Linked DNA regions of Homo sapiens: regions 1 and 2 are each linked to region 3. A link is a contact called in ENCODE Hi-C or POLR2A ChIA-PET data. All regions are on one chromosome and are shown on one strand. Each heading gives the region's core, a stretch centred on a gene start or an enhancer-like site at or near the end of the contact. The rest is flanking DNA. Distances are from core to core; before and after follow the strand shown. Region 1 overlaps LOC105378861 (a long non-coding RNA gene). Region 2 overlaps SLC44A3-AS1 (SLC44A3 antisense RNA 1). Region 3 overlaps ALG14 (ALG14 UDP-N-acetylglucosaminyltransferase subunit).

Region 1 (2,720 bases), core at 211-2,710, 450 kb after region 3:
ATGCTTTTCAAGATGGAAAACAATGAAAGAAGCAGAGCTAGTCACAGGAGTCTGCTCCTTTCAAATTCATCTCACAGCACAGGTTTCCAGTAAGAGGAGAACTCTTTTTAAGATTGATGGACAGAAGAAATCAACTTTCCATGAACTCATTAAAAAACAACAACAACCATAAATTGTTTAGACTGGGTGCGGGTGGCTCACGCCTGTAATCACAGCACTTGGTGAGGCCAAGGCGGGCAAATTGCTTGAGCCCAGGGATTCAAGACCAGCCCAGCCAACATGGCGAAACCCATCTCTACAAAAAATTCAAAACTTAGCCAGGCTTAGTGGCTCATGCCTGAAGTCCCAGCTACTTGGGAGGCTGAGACAGGAAGATTGTTTGAGCCTGGGAGGCAGAGATTGCAGTAAACCAAGATAGCATCACTGCACTCCAGCCTGGGCAACAGAATGAAAAGCATTCAATTGTGCAGTGAAATCCTGCTTTGAAGATAGATGGAAAGAGCACTGGGAGATGTTCCAGCGGTGGTCCTGGCCACAACAGTGCTGCCCTCCAGCAAGCCTGGGTCGGGCACCTCTGTCTCCTCCCATACAGGAACAGAATTTACACTCAGCCCTGGTAACCAGTCTATCCGTCAGTACCAGGTGAGGTGAAACTCTCCTAAAGTCACAGCTGCTGCGTAAGCCCTTTTTTTTTTTTTTTTTTTTTTTTTTTTTGTTAAATGCCCAATGGCTGGCTATGAAAAAATCAAAGAATAATTTGTAGGGGTGTTGAGCCTTTTCTGGTTTCCTTCTCCTACTATCCAGAAATCTAAAATGCCTTCTTAAGGAATTCTCCTCTACTCCATTCTTACAAATGCCAGGGAGAAACAGTGTCAGGGAGAAATAAGATCGCTGCCTGGTGTCAATGACCTCGACAGCCCACAGCAAGGAAGGAAAGCCCTCTTCTACAAACTGTGGGCCAGAATTGGAAATGAGGAGAGTGAGTCATTACTTCAGTCTGGTAATTTAGAGACCTGAGGCCTGCTATGTTTGTAGTATTATTGATCTGTTAGGGAGCCCCATTAGTATGGGCAATCCATAACTCCAGTCATCTGAGATTCTCCCCCTACGGGCCTGAATCACTCCCTGGAAGGAAGGGAAGATCACATGCATCTAACTGTTCTGGTTTTGCTCTTTTGGGTGCAACAAACAGATCACAGTGACTCAAAAAGTGTGGAGGTTTATTATGAGGAGTGCACAGAAACCCAGGAAAAGAAACTAAAATTCAGAAAACATTCTCAGCTATTCTTTTTCTGCCCTTCTACCTTTTGCTGTGTTCTTTCCCTCTGCTCAGCCTTATTTGTGCCTCTTCGCTGATGCTTACTTAGGGTTTTACTTCCCTGTAACTTTCAATGCCAGGAACATGGACCTGGCATGGTCCCAGCTTTATCTGTTTCTGAATGTCCCCTCTTTTGAGCTGGTTCCTAGTAATTTGTCCTCTTGATATTTTTAGCTGCATTCCTAGACAAGTTTATCATTTTGAACTAGGTCATGTCATAAGTTGCTGGACGGCCTATCTATCACCCTAAGTCAACAGCACATCCCAGGTCATTTCTTGTGACTGGAGGAGGGCCCTGGGGAGAGAGGGAGGGCGGAAAAGAGGATCCCGTGTAGCAGATATGCTGAAAGGTGGACCCTTCAGCAGAAGTGCCTGAGGTATGGTGTTTACTGTAGGGTCACCCCTTGGCTCTGGCTGACCAAGACAGCCCCAGTGTTTGGCAATCTCTATTGGAGAGGCAGACATACTAAAAAACTACTTTATTAATATTTTGCATGAAACCTGTTTCACGTTCAAGGTGACAGACATAGATGAACTGAAATACTTTCAATACTCAGTGAATTTCAGGTCTTTGTGAAGGACCAGATCTAAGCAAGGTGCTGGGTATATGAAATCACACAGAAATTAATAGGCTTAGCAGGGTGTTTAGCTTTTGACCCAAAAGTCCCGGTCCTACAGGACGGAACTCTTTATCTCTGCTTTAAATACAAGGAAATTCAGAGTACTAAGAAGACTTCTGGGTCAGGATCCAGGGAGAGTGACTGTAGCCTTGTCAAAGCCAAGGGTCTCACTATAGGAGAGCTTTTCCCTGTCTCCATCACGCTGCTGGGCTGGAGAGCTGTGGGCCGGCTGAGCTCTGGGCTTGAGGCCCCTCCACCTCACTGCTCTTCCCACTCACACAGGCCATGCACCTTCCTCAGATTATTTCATCTGTTCCTGAAAAAAGGGAGGTTTGACTATGATAGTTTGTTCTAGCAGAAAAATCACATTTGGGGACTTTAAGTCTCAGCCTCCTTGTAACAGTTATGCCCTCAAGAACCTCAGCCCGACCCAGGAAAGAGGATCTTTGTGCTTCCTAGGAGAAGAGAAAGATCTTTGTAATAGACCATCACTGATGGGGGACTGAGAGTTCCAGAAACGGCAGTGACCATCCTGCATGGGATGAAAGCAGTGTTGTCAGGTTCAAGCTTGCCTGAGAGAGGAAGGTGATTCTTTGCTGGGGGAAAACTAATTAACTAGTTGCCTTGAAAAGTCAACTTGTTTGAAACTGAACGGCCTTCCATTTCGGGATAATTCCTACCTATTTTATTATTCTTTGTTCCTGTTTTGTTTTGTTTTGTTTTGTTTTTTGAGACAGAGTCTTGCTCTGTTGCCCAGGCTGGAGTGCAGTGGCATGATCTCG
Region 2 (2,804 bases), core at 75-2,574, 320 kb after region 3:
ATAGACAATTTTAAAAACAATAGCAACTAATATTTATAGAATGCTTATTATACGCTAGACACTCTGTTCTAAATCTTTCACAGGAATTGTTTTTTTAAATTGATGCAGTAATTAATCAGGGGTTAACCGTAAGTTACTATTATCCCCATTTTGCAGAATGAAGGGCAAACCATGAAACTAAGCACAGAAAAATTGCATAACTCCCAAGATCGCATAGCTTTGGGAGGAAAGATGGGAGCTAGAATACACCTCCAGTGAGTATGATTTTACAGTGTATAATAAGCATCTACAACAGGCTGAGATGAGACTGCATTTTAGTTAAAGTGACAGTTTGTGAAAAGGAAAAGCTTTTTCCTGTAACCCTCCCTCCGCTTCCTCCCCCGTGCTGTGGGGACCACTTCTCCCTTCTGCCCTCTGGTTGCATTACTTCATCTGAGCAGGGTATTTCCAGCTCTGACTGCTAGACCTGACTGTTGCAGGCAATCGTGCTGACAATAATGTTAGAGTACAGCCTAGACAGTGTTCGGAGCCGTGTGGACCTCTTGCTTGGAAAGGAACAGTCCTGCGCTTAGGAAACTCAAAGTGCCCGACTCCCAGCTGCATTCTCTATATGAGTAGAGTTGAGTTGAAAATGTCAAGTTATTTAATAAATTCATACTAAATACTTGGAGGTGGCAAACACTTCAATGAAATTATGTGTTTTTCTTTTGGAGTTATGTATTTCCCTTTTGCTGATGTTCATTGAACACTTATTCTACTCTAGGCCTTGTGCCACGAGCTTTCTATGGGTCTGCCCATTTGGTCTTCATAATGCCCTCAGCTGAGGTTCACTTTTATTTTGAGACAGGGTCTCATTCTGCCGCTAGGGTGCAGTGGTGTGATCACGGCCCTCTACAGCCTTGACCTCCCTGGGCTCCAATAGTCCTCCTGCCTCAGCCTCCTGAGTAGCTGGGACTACAGGTGCATGCCACCACGCCCAGCTAATTTTTGTATTTTTTTGGAGAGATGGGGTTTTGCTGTGTTGCCCACGCTGGTCTTGAACTCCTGGGCTCAAGCGATCTGCCTGCCTTGGCTTCCCAAGGTGCTGGGATTACAGGCATGGGCCACCCACTGCACCCAGCCTGAAGTTCACGTATGATTTCTGCTTTATAACAGGGGAAGTGGAGGAGGTGTGGTAAGGAGCCCACGCTCACATGGCCAGTAAGTGAAGGAGGCCTGGCAAAGGCCACACTCTTGGTCTGTCACCCTGCTGCTTCTCCTCACTTCCTTGTGTAACAGCTCTGTCATCAATGGGCTGTGTGACTGCACACGCTGCTGCACCCCTGTGGCTTTCAGTTTCCCTATCTGTAAGGGGTTGCACTAGATGCTCCCCAAGGCCGAGGTATGTGGGCCTGAGTGCTCTGCATTCCCTGATCAACTTCACTTCATCAAGGGTCTCCCATGGATGTAGCCCAGTTGTGGGCACTTGGGAGATCCAGGAGAAGTAACATCATGGCCTCTGGCTCCTCAAGGAATTTAGAATCCACTTGAGGACATGACTGGTGGCACAAGATAGTGAATTATTAATTTCCCAATGTGTGATTCAGACTAGAGTGTAAGGGTTCTGGAAAGGCAATTGAATGAGTCTTGCCTAGTGGAAAAATTGATCATCCTAAAGGGAGAGCAAATCCTCCTTAACATTTGCTAAAAATTGCTCCTCTGTTAGGCAAGAGTCAGATGCACTTGGGCACATCATCACCATCTGACTCCCAGTCCACCCCAACACCCAGCCCGGGAGCCCTGGGAAGCTGGCGGATGTGCCACATTTCAATGAGACCATGAACCCTTAGAGGGCATGATGGTTTTTTCCTCCACATTATACACTTCCTTATGTTGAAACGTTTTTTCCACAGGGCTGCAGGGAAAGAAGAAGATGTATATTGGTGAAGCACAGCTCAGGGAAACAGAATTAGTTGGGATTGTGGAAAAGTCACTTTGTGAATCAGGGGATAGAGACGCCTCATATGCTGAAGCTGAATTCCTTCAATCCTAAAGAACTGGTTGGGAGCAGAGCACAGTTTGGATGGGTTTGCAGCTATGATACCAGGGAAAAGAACTGCTGGACTCCATACTCTAGCCAGTTTAAACCAGCATTGAAATCTCGAGTGTATTTTAAATTTTCAGCTTGGGTTTGCTAGATGAACTAAAGAGTGAGTCTTAGGTTGTTTTTGCCTTACTCTTGTGGCATCTCAGAGCCTGTAGAGAGTTGGCGTTTGTCCCAGTAGTCTTGGTCTTCCATCCTCTGTCTTGCCCTGTTGGTGTTCCCTAGGGTTCTGTGCCAGCCCTGTTGCTCATCCTAACCCTGCAAGGGGCAATAGCATCCATTTCCAAGGTTTCAATGTTCAGGAACAGGCTGCTGACTCTCCCTCCAAAGGTCCAGTTGAGAACTGACTTATAAGTTCTGAATCCATGTATGTGGCTGCCCTCTGGGCATCTTCACTAGTAGCCCCACAGGTACCTACTTCTCCACTAAACTCCCCAAACCTGCTTCTCCTTCTACACCTCCTAACTCAGGGAATGGCACCATCACTCATGCTCACCATCCCCGGTGTCCAAACAGTCAGCAGTTCCCACCCTATGTCTTTCCAATCTGTGTGGTACCTTGGTTCTGGCCCAAGCATCTTTGTCCTCCAGCAGCCCTCACATAGGTCTGCCTTCCAGAGTTGCTTTCCTACAACCCCTCCACAAAGCAGCTAGAGGGCTTCTATGACACAAATAGGAAGTGCAGCCCCCATCGCCAACACCACTTAAAACTCATCGAAGAC
Region 3 (2,710 bases), core at 25-2,524:
CAACCCTCTCTTTCTCTCTCCTCTCTCCCCCTCCTCGCTCCTTCTCCTTTCCTTCTACTTCTTTTCCTTCTCCTCTCTACCTTCCTCTTTCCTCTCCTTCCCCTAAAAGGTCCTTGAAGCTTCAGAAATGGACCAGGCGGGCCCCTCCAAGTGTTGAAGGACTTATATTTTCTTTCCTCTGCAATGTCACTCCCTCATCCTGCCACCAGGTGGCAGTGCACTGCTGATCATTTAGCCGCTGACCTGCACTAGTTCTCAGTAGAGGCGGTAGAGAGCTGAACATAGAGCCTGCAGTCGGCCTTTTAATGCCTCATTCTTTAATGTGAAGTAGGGCTTCTCATCCTCGTCACTATTGACATTTTGGGACAGACAAATCTTCATTGTAGGGGAATGTCCTGTGTGTTACAGGATGTTAGCAGCATCCCTGGCCTTTATCCACCAGATGCCAAGAGTGCTCCCCCAACCCCCACCACCAGTTATGGCAACCCAAAATGTCTCCAGACCTTATAACGTGTGTATGGGGGGCCTCCCCTCCCATCGCCCTTGAGAATCAGTAGTTGAATCAACATCTACAGAATATCAGACATTTGAGGAAAGCCTCTAAAGAGAAAACTAACGAAAGGAACTAGAGAAAAGGGCATTTCAGTGGCAGTGGGGAGTTTAAACGAAAACAATTATGTTCGAAGAAATGAGAGGGCATTATTTCATTAAAACAAGAATGAGACCTATTTTTTAAAAAACTAAGAACAAAAAAAACCCCTTGGCTATTAAAATTTTGATTTCAGCAATAAAAATTCAATGAAAGATTGGAAGATCACATTGAAGAACTCAAGAAAAAGATTAAAAGCATAAGGAAAACGTAAAAAACAGTAGAGAAAGGCAAGAAAATTAGACAACCAAACTGGATGTTGCAAGTCCATTATTCAGAAGGAACAAGGAAATGGGAAAAGTTCAAAATGAAACAAAATTATGACCCAGGGAAATTTCCAAAACAGAAGGACCCGACTTTTAAAATAAAAGGACTATCCTGAGTCCAGTGAAAGTGTAGTCACAAGACACGTCATGTACAGTTTCAGAACTAACGATGAAGAGAAGATACTAAAAACTTCCAGAAAGAACAAGAAAAGGAATCACATTTGAGGTTTCAGAAGTACAGTGGAGCAGTGTCTCAAATGGATTCCTCATGTACCCTCCCACAGAGGGTGTGCCCCACCAAAACAAGGGGCACCCAAAAGGGAGACTCAGTTCCAGGGATCTGGGCCTCAGTCCAGGAGAGAAGGGAAGGGAATTCTCAGGACAGCAGTGAAGGGAGTTCCAGTGTGAAGACTTCATAGGTGGTCCTAGAGAACAAACAGTTGGGAACAGAGCAAAGTGACAGAGAACTCCAGAAGACATGGTGCCAAGAAAGTAACAGGAATGATAAATAACGCGAAGAGTCTGACGAAACTGAGAAGACCAGAAGAACTTTCAAACTGTGTGTATGTGTGTGTGTGTGTGTGTGTGTATGTTTAAATCAAAGATAAGCAAAGGACAATGAGTGCTTTGAATGCAGAGGAGGGAGAGATCTCTGTGAGATAGAGTGTTGGGGTGGGGGCTTCTTCAAAAGAGTAGGGAGATATTGGTTGATTTTTGGTTTTGTCTTTGAATATTTTTCTGTATTTTCTAAAGTTACAATTAGAAAACAGCTATTTTTTAGAAACAAAACTAAGAAGAGATACAAGCCCCAGTGGGAGTAAAAACCTACTAATATGAAATATTTATTTTTTTATAAATATCTAAATAAATATTTTCTACAGAAATAATCCAAACACATACCACAAGCACCAATATTTTGAGGCTCATATCCTTTTATTTTGGAAGTACAAAAGTTTTGCTGCTAGTGTAATAAATAGGGATTCTTTTGGTTTGCATTCTTTTTTTGGTTTTGCATTTTCTGTTTATATAAGAATCAGTGGCAGTTTGGTGGTTGCAGGATTTATCAACCAGCTCTTCTAAAATTAACATGACATTCTTCCACTGAACACCACCTACTGTTTTCCACAAGGTGGGGTGCTAACTTCGCACAGTGGACTGAGACTGTGTACAGCTTGCTGAGATGTCTACATTGAGTGTATTTGTTGTTACTTTCCACAGTTCCTAAGCAGTTCTTTTTTCCCTTTCTTTTTTTTTCTTTCTTTCTTTTTTTTTTTTTTTAAAGAGACGGGGTCTCACTGTCTGCCCAGGCTGGGGTGCAGTGGTGCAATCATAGCTCACTGCATCTTTGAATTCCTGGGCTCAAGCAGTCCTGCCTCAGCCTCCCAAGTAACTGGAACTACAGGTAAGGCCCATCACACCCAGCTAATTTTTTAATTTTTGTTTTTGTAAAGATGGGGTCTTGCTGTGTTGCCTACGCTAGTCTCCTTCTGCCTTGGCCTCCCAATCAGTTCTGAAAGAAATGTTTGTAACTGTATAGTTTAAACTGTGGGGTTTTATTTAAGTTTGTCAACTGTAATGTATATTACAACTGGTGGCTTAACATAGTTATGGTTTTGAGTGTGTATAATGTATATGTGCACTTTTCCTCATTCATATGGACCTTAACTTACTGAATTATAGGTAAAGGTAAAAAAAAATCTCTAATTTGAAAGGAGGCCGGTCTAAATGAGCAAAATATTTGAATAAGAAAATATTTGTAATTTACTGCAAATAGAGATTCTGATGTGGCCATTTC

The links. A loop is a pair of places that touch in the nucleus more often than their neighbours do. ChIA-PET counts read pairs that join two places held with the same protein, here RNA polymerase II (POLR2A). Pooled maps may share reads with other maps.
Region 1: a loop to region 3 is called in a map with no recorded cell type, with 4 times the contacts of the local background. The contact joins two enhancer-like sites. A Hi-C loop is called at or near these places in 1 of 37 single-sample maps with no recorded cell type and 2 of 50 pooled maps. POLR2A ChIA-PET finds 5 or more read pairs at or near these places in 1 of 52 experiments (PC-3).
Region 2: a loop to region 3 is called in a pooled map, with 4 times the contacts of the local background. The contact joins two enhancer-like sites. A Hi-C loop is called at or near these places in 1 of 168 maps with a recorded cell type or tissue (PC-9), 1 of 37 single-sample maps with no recorded cell type and 6 of 50 pooled maps.

What each region holds. Positions count from the first base shown.
Region 1 is chr1:94,589,256-94,591,975 of GRCh38, reverse strand. The region is part of intron 1 of LOC105378861 (a long non-coding RNA gene); the gene reads right to left. Among named protein-coding and RNA genes, the nearest start is that of MIR12133, 47 kb to the right of the region's middle. Within about 2 kb of position 1,460, at least 4 of the 41 ENCODE cell types and tissues checked have a DNase peak (open chromatin) inside an H3K27ac peak, as active enhancers do.
Region 2 is chr1:94,719,056-94,721,859 of GRCh38, reverse strand. All of the region lies in intron 2 of SLC44A3-AS1 (SLC44A3 antisense RNA 1), which reads left to right. Among named protein-coding and RNA genes, the nearest start is that of MIR378G, 25 kb to the left of the region's middle. RefSeq lists an enhancer at 1,158-1,447. Within about 2 kb of position 1,324, at least 4 of the 41 ENCODE cell types and tissues checked have a DNase peak (open chromatin) inside an H3K27ac peak, as active enhancers do.
Region 3 is chr1:95,041,100-95,043,809 of GRCh38, reverse strand. All of the region lies in intron 2 of ALG14 (ALG14 UDP-N-acetylglucosaminyltransferase subunit), which reads left to right. Among named protein-coding and RNA genes, the nearest start is that of ALG14-AS1, 19 kb to the left of the region's middle. RefSeq lists enhancers at 1-33, 34-642. Within about 2 kb of position 1,274, at least 13 of the 41 ENCODE cell types and tissues checked have a DNase peak (open chromatin) inside an H3K27ac peak, as active enhancers do.